2 separate regions of the Homo sapiens genome follow, and region 1 is linked to region 2. Evidence: chromatin loops called from intact Hi-C (ENCODE). Cell type or tissue: endothelial cell of umbilical vein. All regions are shown on one strand. Each heading gives the region's core, and the rest is flanking DNA. Links, peaks and the distances in the headings are about the cores only. Region 1 holds the start of PCSK1 (proprotein convertase subtilisin/kexin type 1). Region 2 overlaps LOC101929710 (a long non-coding RNA gene).

Region 1 (9,268 bases), core at 760-8,759, 90 kb before region 2:
TTTTTTGTGATTGCTTCTACTCCTGTTCTCCCCATTTCATAAGTTTATGTCCTTAAAAAAATCCCTTCTTTGTAGTTTTTGAGGGGTTTTAGTGGGGCATGAAAGGAGACACATATATTTAATCAACCAACTTTACCTGAAAGTATAGTAGCCAAACAAATAGATACACTCTAAGTGTCTTCCGTTACTTGATAAGTTGAAGTATACTTAACACATTTAATGGAAAGCTATGCAACCATTATAAATTATGCCAGTGAACAGTTATTGACATGGAAATATATCAGTATATTAAGTGGAAAGTGATAGGTTAATAGCATTAATAATAGTAGCAAACTAAGCGATTTCTCTGTCCTCACCCTTCTGCTAAGTATCTTAAATGGATTATTTCACTTAATCTCACAGAAAAATCTCCTGACATGTGGAATGAGAAGTTATGAATATCACAAACATAAATGTCTATGAAAGTAAAATTATTTTCATTTTCTCCAAAAATATAAATTTGGAGAGTATTACTACATTATGGCTCTCTGCATCATGAGTTTGTCAATAATTTTTACACCGAAATATTATTTTTCAAATAGTAACTTTACAGTGGAGAAATCTGGTTGATATGATACCATCTTAACCAAGTGATCAGAGATAACATCACTAGTAATTAGACATATGGACACCATGTACCTCCTGATACAAGTCAATGAAAATGACATAACATCACTTATTCCTACAAATGTTTAATCCCAGCCTAATCATTAGAAAACACCAGACAAACCAAAATTAAGGACCATAATATAAAATAACTGAATAGTACTCCTCAAAAGTTTTAAGGTTGTGAGAGACAAAGATAAAATATCCCAGTTTGGAGGAGACATAATAACCAAATGCAATAGGGAGTCTTAATTGAATACTGGACCATAAAAGAAGATATACTAATAGAACAGTTGGAAAAATATAAAGGTCTATAAATGAGTTAAGAATATTGTATCAATGTTAATGTTTTGGTTTAGCTAATAGTAATATGGTTACACCAGATGTAAACCCCAGGGAAAGCTGCATGAACGGTATACACAAGTTTTGTGTACTGTTTTTTCTTAATTTTCTGTAACTATAAAGTTATTTCAAAATAAAAAGTTGGAAAAATAAATTATCTTTTTTTAGTTGGCCAACTATACTATATTCTATTCTGGGTGCCACATTTAAAAAATTCTATTGAAAGACCCTATCCGGACAAGAGCAAGCAGAATGCCAAAGTGTTAAAAAGGTTGGGGATGTTTAACCTAGAGCAGAAAAAAGTTAGGCAAGATATAACAATCTGCCTTCGAAGTATGAATTGCTATCATGTATAAAAGAGATTGAGACTTGTCAGTGTGGTACTAGAGGGCAAAATTAGCATGCTTGACTGGAGGTAGTAATGAGGAAAGGTTTTATAATATCATTATAAGGAAGGACTTTGTAACCATTTCAGCCAATCCAAACCAAAGAATGGGTTGCTTTGGGAGACCAGGAATTGCCTAACAACTTGTTAAAAAATATCACAGAGGAGTGTCATGTATACCAGGCATGTTAAGTAGATCAGTGCGTCTCAAACTTTAATTGCGTATGAATCACTACGGACTCATTAACAATGCAGATTCTGATTCAGTAGTTCTGGGGTGGGGGCTGAGGGTCTGCATTTCTAACAAGCTTCCAAGTGATGCCTATAATGCTGGTATGTGGACAAGACTTTGAGAAGCAAGGAGCTGTATAATATTCAAGGTCACTTTTCAATACTAAAGTCTATAATTCTCATAGAAAGACATACTTCAGGAGCAGAGACAGCAGTTATGCACTGAGAGTTTAATACGAAAATGGCAATGTTTGAGAGCACAGAGGAAGCAAGAGCATTGCCTGCAAGCAGAAGCAGGGATGCTCTGCAACTCACTCAGTAAATGCATATTTTAAAAGAACCTGTTAAAGAAAGAACCTAAATACTTGTATATGGCCACATTTAATTATCCATTTTCATTAGAAAAGATCAATTATTTCTAGCAAGTGGAATTTATGGCACTCACTGCTTCCATTTTAATAATTCAATTCAATTCTACATTAAATTCAAGATTTTGTGTTTATCTAGTTCATTCAGCAAAAATCCTTCATAATTATTCATCCACCTCAAAGCCTTTGCAGTGTATAGACTTTGCTTTTTTACTCTTTTACTTCCATTTCTATAGGTCAGAGCATCCCAACCAGTAGAATTAAAGATGTCCCTCAAGATATTTGGTCTTCTAATCACTTGGGAAGGCCAGGTGAGTAGCTTGTTGCTGAGCTCTTGGAACTCAACCAAGTCGTGTCCACCACCTTGATGCTGTATTTACTTCAGCAACCTGCTGCAAGCATGTCTATTTCCATCATGTGAAAAGTGTCTGTGGATCTGCTGGAGGAGTTCATACTCTAAGTACTTAATTAGCATAGCACACCCACCAAAATTTGGTCACGGGAGGAGATATCATGAGAAAGTAATTCAGGGACTTCTGGCAGGTGTATCTTTAAGTGGTAACCCCAATATCAGTCTTTGTGTATACTAGATACTTTTCTCAATTTGTGGTAAAGTTGGTAGATGGTAACTTCTCTAAAAGGTGTGTGTATTTTCCAATTTACAATTTCAATATTATTTTGTCATACTTGACCTGTAAAATTTAGATGGATTCTGAATCTATAGGCATTTTCATATAGAACTCCAATGATAAATATGTCAAGAAAATAAAGACGGCTATATTATTTAAAATAGAATTTTGCAAAAAAGTTTCATTGACAGCAGCTATTAAGAATATAAAAAGATCATTTGTCATTAAAATGTTTTAATTAGAAATGATATATAGCCTTTTTAAGCATAAAACTTCAGATAAAAACTTATATTGGTGAAAGCATATTCAGATTTCTCAATTTAAAGTTATTAATATGCAATTTAATGTATTGCCCAAAATGTTATATTTTATTTTGTTATCATAATTGTATCATGTAAAGAAAATGTTATGAATCTCTTCACCCAGCTCCATACAGATGTCTTCAAATTTCCTCCAGTTTACCCCAGTGTGCCACACAAATATTGTTATTTTCTATGTTGGAAAACACTGCTATAGGTAGGTTTGCCCCTATAATGTGTTCTGCTACCAAAAATCTTCTAGTTTAATTACAGACTAATTTGTTACACCTTTGAGTTAATGTGCAGTTAATGTTACCCATAGCAAACAGGCAAGTCTACATGATAACTGGAAAATGTTAAACCTACATTATTTCCTTACCCATTCTTTAACATCTCTTGAAGATCTAGGAATATTATTCTGTTATTCTGTGGGTCTAGAAATGTTTTTCTTGGCCCAAATGGTTACACTGTGTCCACTTTGTGATAAATATTGGGTACATTGTTTAGTATGCCCAAGGGTATATGTTTTATTTCGTAGTAACAAAATGTTTAAAACATTTGTTTCCTAAGACTAAAGAGATATGGTGATCTATAGATCTCCTTTGAGCATATTCTTACTTCCTGCTCTTAATAGCTTCTTTTACTCTCCAAGAAACCTTAATGAATGCTTAGCTGTATCACTGGGCAGTTGTGAGCATCATGAAAGGCATGGCAATCACTTGATAACTTATAATGGAAACACGTCCTCTTAATTTCTGGAGTATCCGGTTTTCTATATAAATTAATCACATGAATCAAATGCTATTAAAACCAACTTAAGGGTGATAATTGGCTCTTCCAATTTATAATACGAAATATAACACTGATGGGCCTGGAGGTCACTACCATGATCTACAAATCAGGGTAGGACTAGCCCTTGAAACAAAAAGTTAAAATGGATTCTAAATCTACTTGCACCTCTAGTCTTGGCAGAAATTTATTTCTTCTGCATGCCAGAAGTTCTGGCAAAGAGGTTCATAGGATAAAAATCAGACAATAGCAGATTAACTTACTGATATCTGTATTGTGTGGATGAGGATATTATCTTCTTTTTGTGAGAGTTTACTTGGCCCTGTTAGGTATATAAACCAAATGTTTATTCCAGGCTTCTATGGTGCTCCATTTAAGACAAATGCCTCATTAATGAGAGAGACACGGACCCTATTGCCAACACTCTGCCAAACTGATTTACTTGAACAATAATAAGAAAGGGACAAATATGTTCCTCCTCTGACACATCTACCGTTATAAAACATTTGCCCTGGGCTTCTCTTGCCTTGCTAGTGCACAGTTAGTGTCTGTCTGCTGTGAGAATGAAACACCCTTGAGAGCTTGAGGCCACAACTCAGGCCGAGGTGTGAAGGGAAAAGAAGACAGCTTACCCAGCCATCAACATTCACACATGTGGATTTACAGAACAGACAACAAAGCTATCAATCGGAGCCCATTCCATTTCATCTCATGTGAGTTACATTATTGTAAAACACTTAACCATGTCACATGGCTTATTAACATTGGCATTTGATTTTGTAAAGATGCTTTATGTTTAAAGAAATTATGTAGTGCACATTTCTGCAAACGTGGAGGCAAATGAAAAATTAGCACTACAGAGCCTGATCCTCCACCAAGTCTTGTCTCATTTGCTTCTTGTAAGGAACATCTCTTGCTTCCTTTCTCCACTTGTTTATATGCTTTCTTTCCAACCTTCTCCCCTTTCTTCTATTTCTACAGCATAGATCGCGCCCTCGGGCGGTTGAGCTTTAAAAAACAACAACAACAACAACAAAAAAAAAAACAAACTTCCCAGGTGCAGCATACTCTCTCAATTCCACCTCCCGGCGATTTTACTTTTGGCCTGAGTCCAACACGTTCCCAAGAGCTGGACACAAGTTGTCACGATCATGAACCTAACCACACTCCCCCCTGCGGCCAATTTCCTATTTTGCTGTTCAAAAGAGGGAAATGCACATATCAAAAGGAAAACAGCTTGGTGCTGGCCAGCTGCAGAAGGGTGGAGGTCTTTGGTGCTCAGAAGAGAGAGCAGCTCCTGCGGCAGTCCTGCGTGTGTCGCTGTCCAGACCTCGGTGCTGAATACTAGGCACTGGTATCTCCCGCCAGGTTCAATCCCTCAGGGTTCGAATAGGCTCCACCATGGGAGACTGAACTCACTTCCCTAGGGTGAGGGGTGGAGAATTCATTTAGATGTTTCCTTGCTCTCCTCCCACAGGAAACCATTTTTCCACAAAGAGGCATTGTGCATTTTATGGGAAAGTAATGGCACAGCTCCAGCTCAGCACCAAAGTGAAGAGCTCTACTGAGGCACAATGGAAAGTCGAGGTAAATAAAAACTGCTCTTTCCCTCCCTGAATCAACACAACAGCTTTTGGGATCCTAGATCCCCTTGTTGACGAATTCTTAAAAATATGTTTTTTTAAAATCACATGATTAATCATTTTACTGATAAACACCCTAAAAGGTGGTGGTGGCGCTGGCTTTGCAATATCGGAGTATAACTACTGATATTGTTTTACTGAGGTTGAGAAACAAAGGGGAGGAGGGAAGTAAACTTGTAAACTAAGGTGGCTTGAATGGTTAAAAATTCATTTTTAATAGTATTGCTTTAACATAGACATGCTAATTTTCTCAGACAATTTAGAACAGAATTGGGACAGTAGTAGCTTCCCTTCTTCTCCTTACTCTCCTAGCCTCTCTCTTTGAAAGACCTAAGAGCCTTGTTCTTCATAGCAGGTGCTGATGCCCAAAGGGCCATTATAAGAATCCTATAGCCTCCCCCCCTCCCCGCCACACACATGAGATAATAAAGTAAATACAGAGAAAATGGATGGAAGGGAGGGAAAGCACTCCCAGCCTTTGATTCTTGGTAGTTATGTTCAAGTGGGGCACTTCTCTTTGAAAAGTGAAAATGTTTCTCACGGTACAGAATTTATGGGCAGACAAGGAGCAGACTTAACTGATCCCAGCAAACAGTTCCTTCCTTTTCCTAATCCCTGGCTGCTTATTTTAGCCGCTTCTCCGCCCCGCCGGGAATACCATTCGGATCTTAGTCCAGGTAGATCTGACGTCAAGAGATGGCTTTCGTCGATTTGACGTGTAAACACTCATTTCCATTCTGGCTGGGAAGGGCTGGGGCTCCACTCAGCCTGGAGACCGAAGCGCTTCACTGAGCGCTCGCCGCCGCCCAGCCTCTCCTCTCGCGCCTCCTAGCTCTTCGCAGAGCAACCAGGAGCCAGGAGTGGTCTAGAGCCCGAGGGTGGGAAGGGGGAGTCTGTCTGGCTTTTCTCCTATCTTGCTTCTTTTTCCTCTTCCCTTCCCACTCTTGTTCAAGCGAGTGTGTGAGCTATGGAGCGAAGAGCCTGGAGTCTGCAGTGCACTGCTTTCGTCCTCTTTTGCGCTTGGTGTGCACTGAACAGTGCAAAAGCGAAAAGGCAATTTGTCAATGAATGGGCAGCGGAGATCCCCGGGGGCCCGGAAGCAGCCTCGGCCATCGCCGAGGAGCTGGGCTATGACCTTTTGGGTCAGGTAAGAGTTTCCACTTTCAAGAAACTTTCTGGGGCCCCAGGGGACTGGCGGGACTGGAGCGCGGTCTTCCAAGTGGGAGCCCCAGGTTGCACTCTCCAGAGCCCAGAGTAGCAAAGAGCAAGGAGCTGCTCCAGCCCTCGCCCCTGTCGCGCTTGGAGAGAGAGAAAGCTTGCATTATTTACTGTTTAGGCTGGGCGCAGCCAAGCAGAAGGAAGCCGCTGCAGCTGGGTAGGGCTTATGCTTACTGTTGGCCGCTCTAGAATTGAAATCCGTTCCCGCGCGGTTTGGAAGAAAAATCCCTCCACGCTTGTTCAGGGAACTTGAGATACACTCAAGCTCTTACCAACCAAGCGCCCCCGGGAGAAGCAGTGCGCTCCATCCCCCGGGACTGAGGCGGTCTGCGTCAGGAGCCGGCTGTTGCCTTCTTTTCAATATGGCAGCATCAGATCCAAGTCCTGATGCAAGGGGCTAAGCAGGCTTGGGGCTGTCCGCCCTGGCAGCCTGTAAGGGCACGCCCAGGGCATTGGAAGAGTGCCAGCTGCTGGGACTCGCGACCAGGAGGTTGGGAGGCCGCGGAGTAGCCTGGGAAGCTGGGGGGAGAAATGGTGGGTGAAAGACACGGGACCATCTATCCCCGCGACTCTCTAGGGAGCTCCGGCTTTTCACTGGGAACTTATAAAGTCCAAGCTTCATAACTTTGCCCGGCCAGTCCCACTGCAGGGTCGAGATGCCGAACTGACTATGGGGAAGGGATCTATTTCTTTCTTGTTCTTCAGCCAAGTACGTAATCGTTTTCCCGGGAATTTCAGCTTATTGTTGCCTGTCCAAGTGAAGGCTTGGTCGATAGGTAGCTGGTTGGAGGTGGGTGGGCGTCAAGACATTAAGTGGGAGACTGCTTATAGCTGAGCGATTCCGAGGGGACCCTAGGGAGTGTGACTTCTAGTCTAGAGCTTTCCTTTCCTTGGCTCGGAATCAAGCCCTCGCCCCCTGCTTGGGAAGTTGGTCTGCATTGAAGCGTGGGAGGAGGCAGTTGTAAAACATTTTGGCGCGTTTTTTCTGGAGGTGGTGGTTGAGACGCCGCTGGAGTCACGGATGAGTAATCGGCGGGGGCGTTGGCGATTCTGTAGACCGAACCCTCTGGGGAATTCGCCTGCTCTTGCTAGAGGCTTCATTCTCAACTTTATAAACCAAATTGTCTTTGAAATGCCCGAAAGGAAAATCAATGCAGATTGGCTTCCTGGTGTCCCAGCAGCAGATGAGTCTTTTGCTTTTGGCCAGCCCTTGCCCTCGTGCCAGGCTCCGTGTTAGGGGCTGAGGAATAAGAGGAGGGAAAGAAACGCTCTCAAGTAATCAAGAATCTAGAGGAGACTAGCTTAGAGATAAATGATTGCAACTGATTGTAATTTGTGTAATCATAGAAGTTGTACTTGAAGTCTCAATATTCATTGGTTGAAGGAATGAAAGTAGTAGGGAATTCGGGAGGGGTGAATGAAAACTGCCCAAAGGAGAAAACATTTGCTCCGGGAACAGAAGTCAAAGGTTGCCAGGAGCACATAATGAGATCGGAGAAGACAGTCTAGGCATAGAAAACAGCTTGTGGGAAAACAGTGAGACATAATACAGTTTAGTAGTAAGTCTGGGAATTGCACGCAATTATTAGGAATTTTTGAGACCCAAAGAGGGTATGAGTAGCAGAGGAAATTGTGCTGGTGGGTACTGTGGACATCATACAAATCATGTATGACCTATGGGGGTGGACACTGGGGATTTAATTGTGTATTCCTTGAGCAGCTACTGAAAGGCTAAATAGCACTGGTAACCGTGTAGGAGGAGACTGGGGAAGACAGCAAAAACTAAATCTCTCTTCTTTTTCCCACCTGTTAGCTCTAGGCATGCATCTAAACCTAGACCATTCAATGTGAAAACTGCTTTTCAAAATAAATAAACATAAATCTTAATAGTAAAAAACAATACATCATCATTCTTGGGAGGATCTTTGAGTAAGGGATAGCATAGTCACAAAAGCATTAACAAATAGTGGGGGAAAACCATCTATATTTATATATGATTTACAATACTATCTTTCCTCTAACCATTTTTAGTTAAGATGGCATTACTAACAAAAGTTTTAAAACAAACTTAACAAAATTATTTTATTAGAATAATAATTCTTTGTAGAAGGCTGATAGCACGTTCCTGGTTCTGCTTATTTCTCTTTTTGTTTAATATTACTAAAATTACACTAATTTAGCATTACTATATTGGGTACCTTATTGCCTCAGGATAAAGCTTGGATTAAGGTAGTGACAAGAAGAAAAACCAGTTGACAGCAGAGAAAACAGAGCTAAGCACTGGTGATCTTTTTCTGCGGCTGCTGATTTCTCTCCCCAGTTCCATCCACAGCTTATAGGAAGATTCACTGAGATTCAGGCTTGGAGCAGGGCCTAAGCTTCTCTATTTTAAAATTCTCTGGGCGATGAGAATCACCAATTTAAAGAACACGTTTCTTCTGTAATATACTGTTGTCAACTGTTTGTTTCTTAATTTTAAAAATGCAGGGTTACCTAGAGGATTTGGTAGCCTCAAATTTAGTACTGAGTAAAGGGAGACTAGCTCAAAAGAATAATGAATATAGTCCTAAATGAACCAAAGATGTCAATAGATACCCGGAGAAGTACAAACCCTCTAAAGTGGGACAACTGCCCTAAATGTAGCATGTTCTTTTCTGAAAGCCTTGAATTAGTGGAAAATCAAACGATCACTAATAGTGGCTAATAGCAATTTATCACT
Region 2 (9,268 bases), core at 879-8,878:
TGTTGGTTGAAAAGAAAAATGAGAGAGAGACCAGAAAAAAAAAATTATAGAATATTTTGTTGGTTTGTGTAATGTTCTATGTTTTCTCCTTCCTGACTTAATCCCTGTCCTTCCCAAACTCCCAAAATCTTCATTTTACTCTTCAGAAACCCCAGCTCTATGAAACAATTCTTCTACATTCTCAAACATGTCTTCCTTGCACTTTCTGCTCATAATTAACCCTAACTTCCCATGTGGAACACCACTTCCGTTACAGCCCTTTTGATAGAAGTGGCATATTTCCTAATTCCCCAGGTATCTCAGGGCTGGAAGTGGGTTCATGTTCCAGACAAATATTTTTCCAGCCTCTGTAAATCCTGGACCTGCTGAGTCCAGGCTTACAGTCTCTGTCTTCCTCATTGCCATTGCCATCTGCCTCCTCTGTACACCATCTGTCCTTTCTTTCAGACACTGTCCACCATCCTCAATCCTCTTACTTTCTCCAACCCATGAACTCTTAGCAAATGACCCTGTCTTCTACTGGGGGAAAATAAACCATCTGATTGGAACTATATAGCCTCAACTTCCCACCATCAAATCCCAAAACTATCATTTTCTCCACCTTTCTGTTGCAATATGGAGATTGTCCCTTACCATCAAAAGCAATTCCTTCATCTGGACTTAGAATCTTTTTCCCTAGAGTCTTCTCCTTAGGAATCAGGCACCAACAAATCTCTCTATCTCTCCCTCTCTCTCTCTCTCTCCCTCTCCCTCTCTCTCCCAGGCCTCCTTCAAACTAGCATTATTCATGTCTCTCCAAATTTAAAAACAAAACAAAGAGTAGAATAAAATATTCCCTTAATCCTATAGTCCTTTCCATCCATCATCCTATTTCTTCCCTTCCTTCTTCTGTTACCTTTCTTTACTTGGCTTTATTTACTTTCCTCCAACTCTTACTCTAAATCTGGCTCCTGGGCCCACCATGCCACTGATACTGCCCTTGACAAGGTCATCATTGACCTCCATGATACTACATCCGATGAATGCATTTGAACTTTTCAGCTTACTTAATGACTCAGCATCTGCCAATTCAATGAAATAATCCTTTACTTAAAACATTGTCTGGCATCATCTTTTGAAACTCGATTTCTGTCTTATTTGTAGGCAATACTTTCTCTATTAATCATTAACTATTGGGGTTTGGGGGTTTTGTAGGGAGGGCTCTCTCTGAACTACTGTGTTCTTCTCACTTCACCCTCTCTCCACATCATCCACCCTGATGGCTTCATAGTAGACACGGTTAGTGGCTGCACAGCTCTCTTCAAATCATCTTTACCAGTCTCTGTGCCTCTTCCCTGGTTTTAGTTCACTTTTGCTCCCAATGACCCTTCAGAGGATTTCCTGTGGGGTTTAGAACTGGTCTTATTCCATTGCTGGGATGACTCTTAGGAACTTGGTGTGGGATGATAAGGCTGACTCACATTAAATGAGGTGGAGGTACCAGAGTAGTCTTGCCAGAGTTCTAAGGAAGAGATTCAAAAGCCCAAGATGCAGGTATGCCAAAATGGTTCTGTATAATAACTGAGGACCCGCCAGTGATGAAGGAGAGAAAAAAACCAAGGTCTGATTTACAGATAGACCAGCTTGGTATGCTAGTACAAACAAAAATAGACTGCTGCTGCATGACAGAGGTCCCAGCTTTGAACAGGAGTGCACCTGGTCATCCACTTTGTGTGAAGAGAGTGGCTTGAAGGAAGGATAAGCACGGACTTCTGAGCAGTGCAGAATGGATCATTTGGAATTGAACTATTTGGATTGGAAGATTGGGAACAAAGAGATCTGGAGTAGAAACAGGTTCATGGACCCATAGGAATGGGCAAACTGTGTATCATGCATTAATGTCCATTAGGGAGTATTCACTGTAGAAGAGGCTCTACAAAACTAGATGGACAGGATGACTTGACTGGTAAATGTCAGGTAGCCCTGGCCACACCAGGGCTGGCACACTGGGCCTCCTCAAAGAATAGTCACGGATATTCAAATGGAGGCTCTGCGTGAGCCCAGTGGAAGGGTCTCCCTCCCACCAATGCTGATCTAGTTACTGCCACTGCTGAAACCCGTCTGAAAGATGCCCAGTATGCTATCTCTCAAGAAGACACCATTTAGTTGCAAATAATTCCTTTTCTACCTTGAAAAGAGAAGTGATTTGTCTTATCCAGGAATAGCATATTTTCTGGGTATAGGTTTGCCTTTCTGCCCGCAGTGCCTCAATTCACACCTACTATTCAAAGACTCACAGAGTACTTGATTTACTGACATGGAATCCTGAATAATATTGCATCAGACCAGGAAGCCAACTTATGACAGATGGGGGTCACAGAACAGGTGCGTGAGTATGGAACCCACCAATTCCCACATACTGTATAGCCCAGATATTGCTATTTTGATAGAGATTGGAACAGTTTCTTAAAGTCACAACTGAGGTGCCAGCTTACAGACGATACATTATGAGGTTTGGGTGTTGCTTTAGGATGTAGTATATACCTTCTACCAATGGTCATTATGTGGTACTGTGTATCCAGTGGTAGAATATACGAATCCAGGAGTCAAGGGGTAGAACTAGAAAGAGTCTGTTCACTTCATTCCTACTGACTCACTTGTTATTTGGGAAATTTGTGCTCCTAGAAACTGGACCTAAGACAGGCTTCAATTACAATCTCTACAGTGACAAAAGCCAAATCCATTATCTGATCCACAACTTTCTTATAAGCTCAAAATCTGAATATCTAACCACCTGCCTGATATTCAAATTAGATGCCTCACAGGTACTTGCAAGCTAATATGTCCGAAACAGCAGTCACGATCTCTGCCTTCCTGCAGAATATCATTATAAGTGAATAGTACTGCCATCTACTCAGGAGCTCAAGCCCGAAATCTGGAGTCTTCTTCAAAATTTTTTATTCCTTTATCTACCATAGCCAATCAACCATCATGTTTTAGCAATTTTATTCTTCTAAATGTCACTCATATTTTGCAATCGGAGGATGTTAGCCTACTGGCACCACCCAAATGCAAACTCCATCATTTCTCAATTGGATCATTGTGACAGCCTTTATGGTGGCAACCTCTAAAATGGTCCCCAGTGATCCCTGCCTTCTGATGTTCACACTGTTGTGTAATCCTCCCTACTTTTGCTTCCAATAAATAGAATACAGTAAACATGATGGGATGTCACTTTTACATGGGTTACAAAAACACCCTGACTTTCATCTTTCTCTCAGTCTCTCACTTTCTCACCTGTGTGGAAACAAGCTGTGTCATCTGGGTCACTCTGCCCTATGGAGATATGACAAGGAACTGAGGGAAGCCTCCAGCAACAGCCAGCAGGGAACTGAAGTCCCTAGTCCAACAGTCCCTGAGGAACTGAATCCCACCCATAGCCACATGAGCAAATGTGGATTCTCCCTCAGTTAAGCCTTCAGATGGGAGAGCAGCTCTGGCTGACATCTCAATTACAGCTTCATGAGACCCTGAGCCAGTGATACCCAGCTAAGGAACTGTACACCCAAAAAAGTGAATTTTACTGTAATAATTTTTAATTATGGGAATAATATAGTGTTTCTTAAGAGATACTGTAGCATGCATTTGCACTGAGTTAGACGTAGAAAGTGAAAGGACAGATCAAAGACAGAGCAATTATAATGGAGCCCAATGCTAAGTCGAAAGCTCAGAATAAGCTCAGAATCAAGATACAATCTCTCCAACCACAAATCTCCTGTTTCTGGTAGATTTGTATCAGTAAAATAGTGTATCATCCAACACATGTATTAAGCAAGCATAGATTAGGGACTCTTCAAAAAAGAGTAGGTTAGGTTAAGACTCTTCAAAAAAGAGTAGATTAGGTTAAGAAGCTCTTTTGGGAAGAGAAAAATTAGCGTATATCTGGAGGTCACTGAAGTTTGCTGAAACCATTGGGGCCAGTGAGACTGGTAAGACTCCTTGTTAGATATCATCTCCCATGACAATAACAGACTGATTAAATATAAAAGGGAGATCTCAAAATTCTAAACTGGAAAAGAAAGCGATGTGCAAAATACAAATTGAATTTCATTTCCATATCTACCCTCATACACATAAGCACATCAAGCCAGAGTAGAGCAGCAGAAGGGAACAAGGCAAGACTTCGACCAAATCATCTGTGTTCAAATGCTGACCCCTTGTGTCTACAAGTCATTATATCACGGTATTCTGTACTTAACCATGTGGTTTTTCAGCTCTATTTGTGTAAGCAATAATGAAAGAACCAATGCAAACAAATTTGAAATATAATTCAGCCTGGGGAATTGTACTTGGCACAGAAAATGTGTTGGCTCTGCTTCCATTCACCTCTGCCTACCTGCCATCCACCTGGTAGGTATTAGTCACTTGTTCCATTTCTCCCAAGAAGAAATACAATCATCAGATGCAAATTAAGCCAGCATATCCCCCACAAACTTAAGCAAAAATAAATGAAGACTAAAGGAAAAGTAGAGTATGTTTAATTTCTCACTAGGTCAAGGTCTGATTGTGAGAATAGTCTGATTGTGAGAATATTTACTCAGCCTGCTACCTGATTCGCATTCCTTTGAATCTGAATTCTTTTCATGGCACATGAGCCACTGCTTGCTTTCATGGTTAAGTTAATGTGTGAATTTGCTTCTCACACAATTTGATTGATGTCTTGCTTGGTCTTGGAGAGGTAATGAGATTACCACTTAAAAAATATAACCATTAGTACATGAGAAAAAAAACCATATTTGGAGAAATTGTCAAATGTTGCATTTACTCATCCATTCATTCCACACATTTGAATATATCCATGGCTATAAGAGAATAATCCTTGATTCCTTCCTCATCCCAATGCCCACTTCCCTCCTATACATACAGACTCATCACTAGAAACTATGTCACTCTTCACTATTGCTTTAGGGCTTGCGGTACTAGCCTTTGATATTGTCCCTTGGCCAGTCTTCCTACACACCCAAAATGTAGATTTGACATAAAGCTGCCAGCCTGACAAAGGCAGGACTATTAGTTCTATCAAGGTCACAAGGGTAAGTGTAAAATTACATTCAAGTAGGGGTTACGATCCAATTCCTTCAGTCATTAATTCATTCAACAATTATGTATTAAACATTGGTTTATCTAGACCCTACGATGAATAAACAAAGATGCTTGCCTTCAAGGAGCTCATCTTCCAGCTGAAGGAGACTGATGGTAAATTTAGAGTTAATTAGTGAATCATATAGTGCAGTAGAGCAGGATAAAGTAGATCAGCAGGAAGAGGTATACAATTTTAAATACAGTGTTTGATCAAATTGAAGACATCAACATTTGTAAATCACACCATTATTTTCTGGACCAGTAAGAAAAATAATGCCAATTAAATTGTGCTGCAATGCCTAAAATGGTAGTTCTGTGGCTTTGAAATGCATTTCATAAATCAGCAGGGATCTGGCAATTTCTTCTGCTTTCAGTTGCAATGCTTAGGAAGTTAAAGGCAATCCTTTGTGTGTTTCTCAGTAGCAAAATGAAACTCAGCTTCTTCTCCTTACAGGTAGCCTCCTTAGGCAAGCCCTGTAAAGCACATAGCTGTTGCTTTCAAAGGCAATGTAGAAATGAAAAAAGAAAAGCATGTTAATATTAACATCATTATTTTCAAACTAAACTCCTCTCAACCCCCTAAAAAGGTAGCAAGCACCTTAATTTCAGAAAATAGAACAGAACTTTAAACTGAAAACATTTAACATCATTTTATTAAAAAATCAATAAGTTGTCCTACTTTCTCATTTTCCTATCTTTGGTTAAAGAATTTATTTTGGCTAGGTGCCAGTATTGTGAGATCCATTTGGAAAATTGCAATCTACAGCTGAGGTCTTTAAATTTTTATCTTGTGTACCCCCTAAAAGAATTTTTAAAATCTGTAAATGTGTTTTTTTTTAGTGAGGTTAAAGATTTTCATCATCATTTTAACAATTGCAAACTATGTATGAGTGCATTGTACATGTTGCTATTTTAAAATAAAACTGTTAATAGCTCTTTTTAAAAATATGAAATTGTGATCATTCTTCTAGAAACAAAATATTTCCTTCAATACCAAATGTAAGCTTCATTGCCCTATTCCCACACCTTTCTTCATACACAATAACTTTTTGTCTCAATGCTCAATTACAGTATCATAATTTTAAAGACATTTTAAATGGCAATGGAATCAACTTATGCGGTACCAAAAATGCACATAACTCAGTGAAGCAATGATACTATGAACAAGTACAACAGGATTCCCGTAGGCTCAGGGCGTTTGTGGCATGATTGTGAAACACATCCCATTTTCAGAGATGTGCAAATGTGGGAAATAAAGAATTGAGGAGATATGGCTGGGTGATCTCAATGAGAAGGAGTCATACGGCTAGCTATGAGGGAAGAACCAATCTATGCTAGCTTGCAAGAAAAAGAGAATTCAATTCAATCTTATGTATGGGACTAGCTGCCTTTCCATTTTATAATTAGGGTCTGTCCTTTGACAAGTCTCCAAATAGACCTGAAATATGGACCTGGCTTAAAGGCAGGTAGGCAGAAGCCAGGCAGCAATGCGTCTTCTAAGGACAGTGGTTCTCCAAGAGTGGCTTCCAGATCAGCAGCCCCAGCCTCACCTGAGCACTTGTTCAAAATGTAAATTCTCAGGCCCCAATCCAGCCCCGCTGCATTGGAAAATATGGGGGTGGGCCCAGCACTCTGTTTTAACAATCCCCAGCTGGTTTCCATATGTGCTAAAAGTTGGGGAACCACTGCCTCAAAAACACCCCCAACCAACAATGAAAAAGCAGATGAGTTAAGTTTTTCTGTTTATTTCCTTTTTATTATCCTATTTGTCTATGAAGTCATATTTAAACTTCCAGGCTCTTCCCATGTGTCCTCAGAGGAATTAAGGAAGGAGGCCTGTGTTTGCTTGAGCCAGAATGTCCAGGAGGGCACACCTGGAGGGCATCATGGTGGTGGTGGCGGCAGCCACTCTATATTAGTGAGAATTAGTGAGGAAGAAGAATCTTGGGGAATACAGCCTTGGATTCAGTTTGGTCTCACATTGAGGACTGTACATTACCACCATCACTTGTTAAACTTAGGGGATTTGAGTTGATTTTATCAAGGAATTTTTTTCTAAGGTAAAGGTAATTTTTGGTTGGGAGAAGCTATTAAATCCACGAAATCATATTGTGAGAAAGTTCTTTTCAACTTCCCTGTACTCATCATACTGTCTAGAGAAAGTCTCCATTTAGTGTATTCAACATATCTTTAACACTTAACATAAGGAGAAAAAGATTTAGGCTCAGTGCCGTGGTAGGTTCATGTTCCTAGCTAGAATTCAATAATATTTTATTGTTTTTACCATTACTTCTCTTCCTGGATATCATTTATTATGACAGAGGATACTGGTTTTCCACTTGAAGTCATTATCTGAAAGTTTAATCTAAAGAAAGTTTATTTAAGTAAAACAAGCACCATTTGAAAGAAAAACACCCAGAAAGGGATAATAGAGGTGGTTTAAGGATACAGTATGTAAATGGGAACCACTATATTAAGAAGACTGTGGGTTGTTATCCTGGCACTTACACTAATGAGACTTCAAATTCAAAAAGAAAATTGTTATTTCGAATTTGACCTTCAGGCTGGCTTTCAGGTTTCAAACATAGTATCTTGAGCCTTAGTGAGTTATACACTGATTTGTAAAAAACAAAACAACAAACCAAAACCAAGCAGGGTGGAGGGGTGGGGTGGAGGGTGGGGGGATGGGAGTGGGCAGGAATGAAAGGAGATTGTGATCAAGATTTCTAGAGTAACATTTTTTAAGATGAAAACTTGAATTAAATGTATGGTAAGTGATACTTTCTAATGACAAGGGGACAAATAAGAAGACACAACTCTCCATTACTAAGAGCAATTAAAGTGCAAATAATTCCTTCTGAGAATCATGATTATTTACATGCTGGATACAAATTATCCTTCTGCATAGAATCTCACAGGCATTTGGATTTAAGAAAATCTAGTTTTATTAGTCCTAGGATCAGGATTTCTCTACTGAACTATTTCTGTTAACTGTTTTTCTAACTTCATATGCATCTGAAGTATACTCACTGAAGCTTCCTTAGACAAACATAGCAATGGTAGATTTTGACTATGAATTACAGACTATTTCATGTCCATTATCATTCATTTAGTAACGAGCATCATAAGTTCAGTATATAGACTTACAGCTGTAATGTAAGTTAATTTCTAAATGGAAAATAGTCATAGTATATACTGCGTAGAGCTTGGAGCAAATCTTACAGCTTACTGTTTTGGAAGATGTGAAAGTTTCTTGTAAAGTCAAGTAAATGATAATCAAAGTGGGAAGCAACATCCTCCTTTGAAGGGTGATGCTTCAGTGTGAAGAGGTTATAAACTGGGGTAAACAACAACAGCTCTTAGGCAACAAAGGAGGATTTACCTCGATTCTTCTCTGTTGGCCATTGCTCCTACCGGGACCTGGCAGTCAACGGAGTGAACAAACACATCACGAATATTACTGGATTTCAGAGTCTATTAGGAGCCAACAAGCTGATTCAATCCTTACTAAAAACCCACAGTTCCAAAGATTCAAAGCCAAGATCACTGAATTACTAACTCATTAAAAACGGAAATAAAAATTGAATCAGCCAAAGCAACTCAGAACAAAGATGAAAAACAAGTTAACCATGGTGGGGAGGGTAGGGGGAGAGTGGGGGTTGAGGGCAGAAGGGGCGAGCTGCTTTCAGCATCAAGTTCTTTCTACAAAAGGACCTGAGCTGAAATGAAACAGTTTGCCAGAGGCTTCTAGAGATAAAGGTGGACTCCCGCAGAAAATGTTCCAGATCCTGGGAAGACAACAGCGCAAATTAGATAAGAGTGTATCCTTGTTTAATAGTTGGCATTAGATGCTGCAAAATATAACCTTGAGGTAAATAGCAAAGACATGGCTTTCCTTCTTTCTCTTAATACTGACTGCTTAAAAAATTTTGCCCAGTCATTGTTTCCTGTCCGATTACCATAAAGTCTTTCTGTGATGCTTTCCTCATTGAAAGGCCATGAGTTCAGGCAAGACTTTTAAGTGTCTAGGGGTTGAAGATAGGATCCTAACCCACAGAGCTCAAGGCACTTTGTCTCTTTCCACCTATAGCCTGTCTACCTGTCTCTCTCAGGAACCTAGGAGGGATTCTCAGAGGGCCACCCTGGG

What was found. Peaks named below come from ENCODE experiments on the same cell type or tissue, not always from the same donor. Only the 100,000 strongest peaks of a DNase experiment are listed, where the experiment ranks them.
Region 1: it touches region 2 in a loop (4-fold over the local background); 6 of 110 quality-filtered maps call a loop at or near these places.

The regions. Positions count from the first base shown.
Region 1 is chr5:96,430,073-96,439,340 of GRCh38, reverse strand. It overlaps PCSK1 (proprotein convertase subtilisin/kexin type 1), which reads left to right and starts at 6,093. Exons shown (of 14, transcript NM_000439.5): 1 at 6,093-6,478. The coding sequence starts at 6,299. All of the region lies in intron 4 of LOC101929710 (a long non-coding RNA gene), which reads right to left. It also overlaps a transcript of CAST not described here and the pseudogene LOC102724070. RefSeq lists silencers at 4,941-5,060, 4,922-5,216. In endothelial cell of umbilical vein, for the core only: no CTCF peak of the experiment used is centred there; a DNase peak (open chromatin) is centred at 5,000; H3K4me3 peaks cover 553 bases; H3K27me3 peaks cover 2,711 bases.
Region 2 is chr5:96,339,863-96,349,130 of GRCh38, reverse strand. All of the region lies in intron 3 of LOC101929710 (a long non-coding RNA gene), which reads right to left. LOC107986365 (a long non-coding RNA gene) reads right to left here. Exons shown (of 2, transcript XR_001742457.1): 2 at 4,782-5,616. It also overlaps a transcript of CAST not described here. Among named protein-coding and RNA genes, the nearest start is that of PCSK1, 89 kb to the left of the region's middle. In endothelial cell of umbilical vein, for the core only: a CTCF peak has its summit at 4,188 (motif pointing left); a DNase peak (open chromatin) is centred at 4,180; H3K27ac peaks cover 417 bases.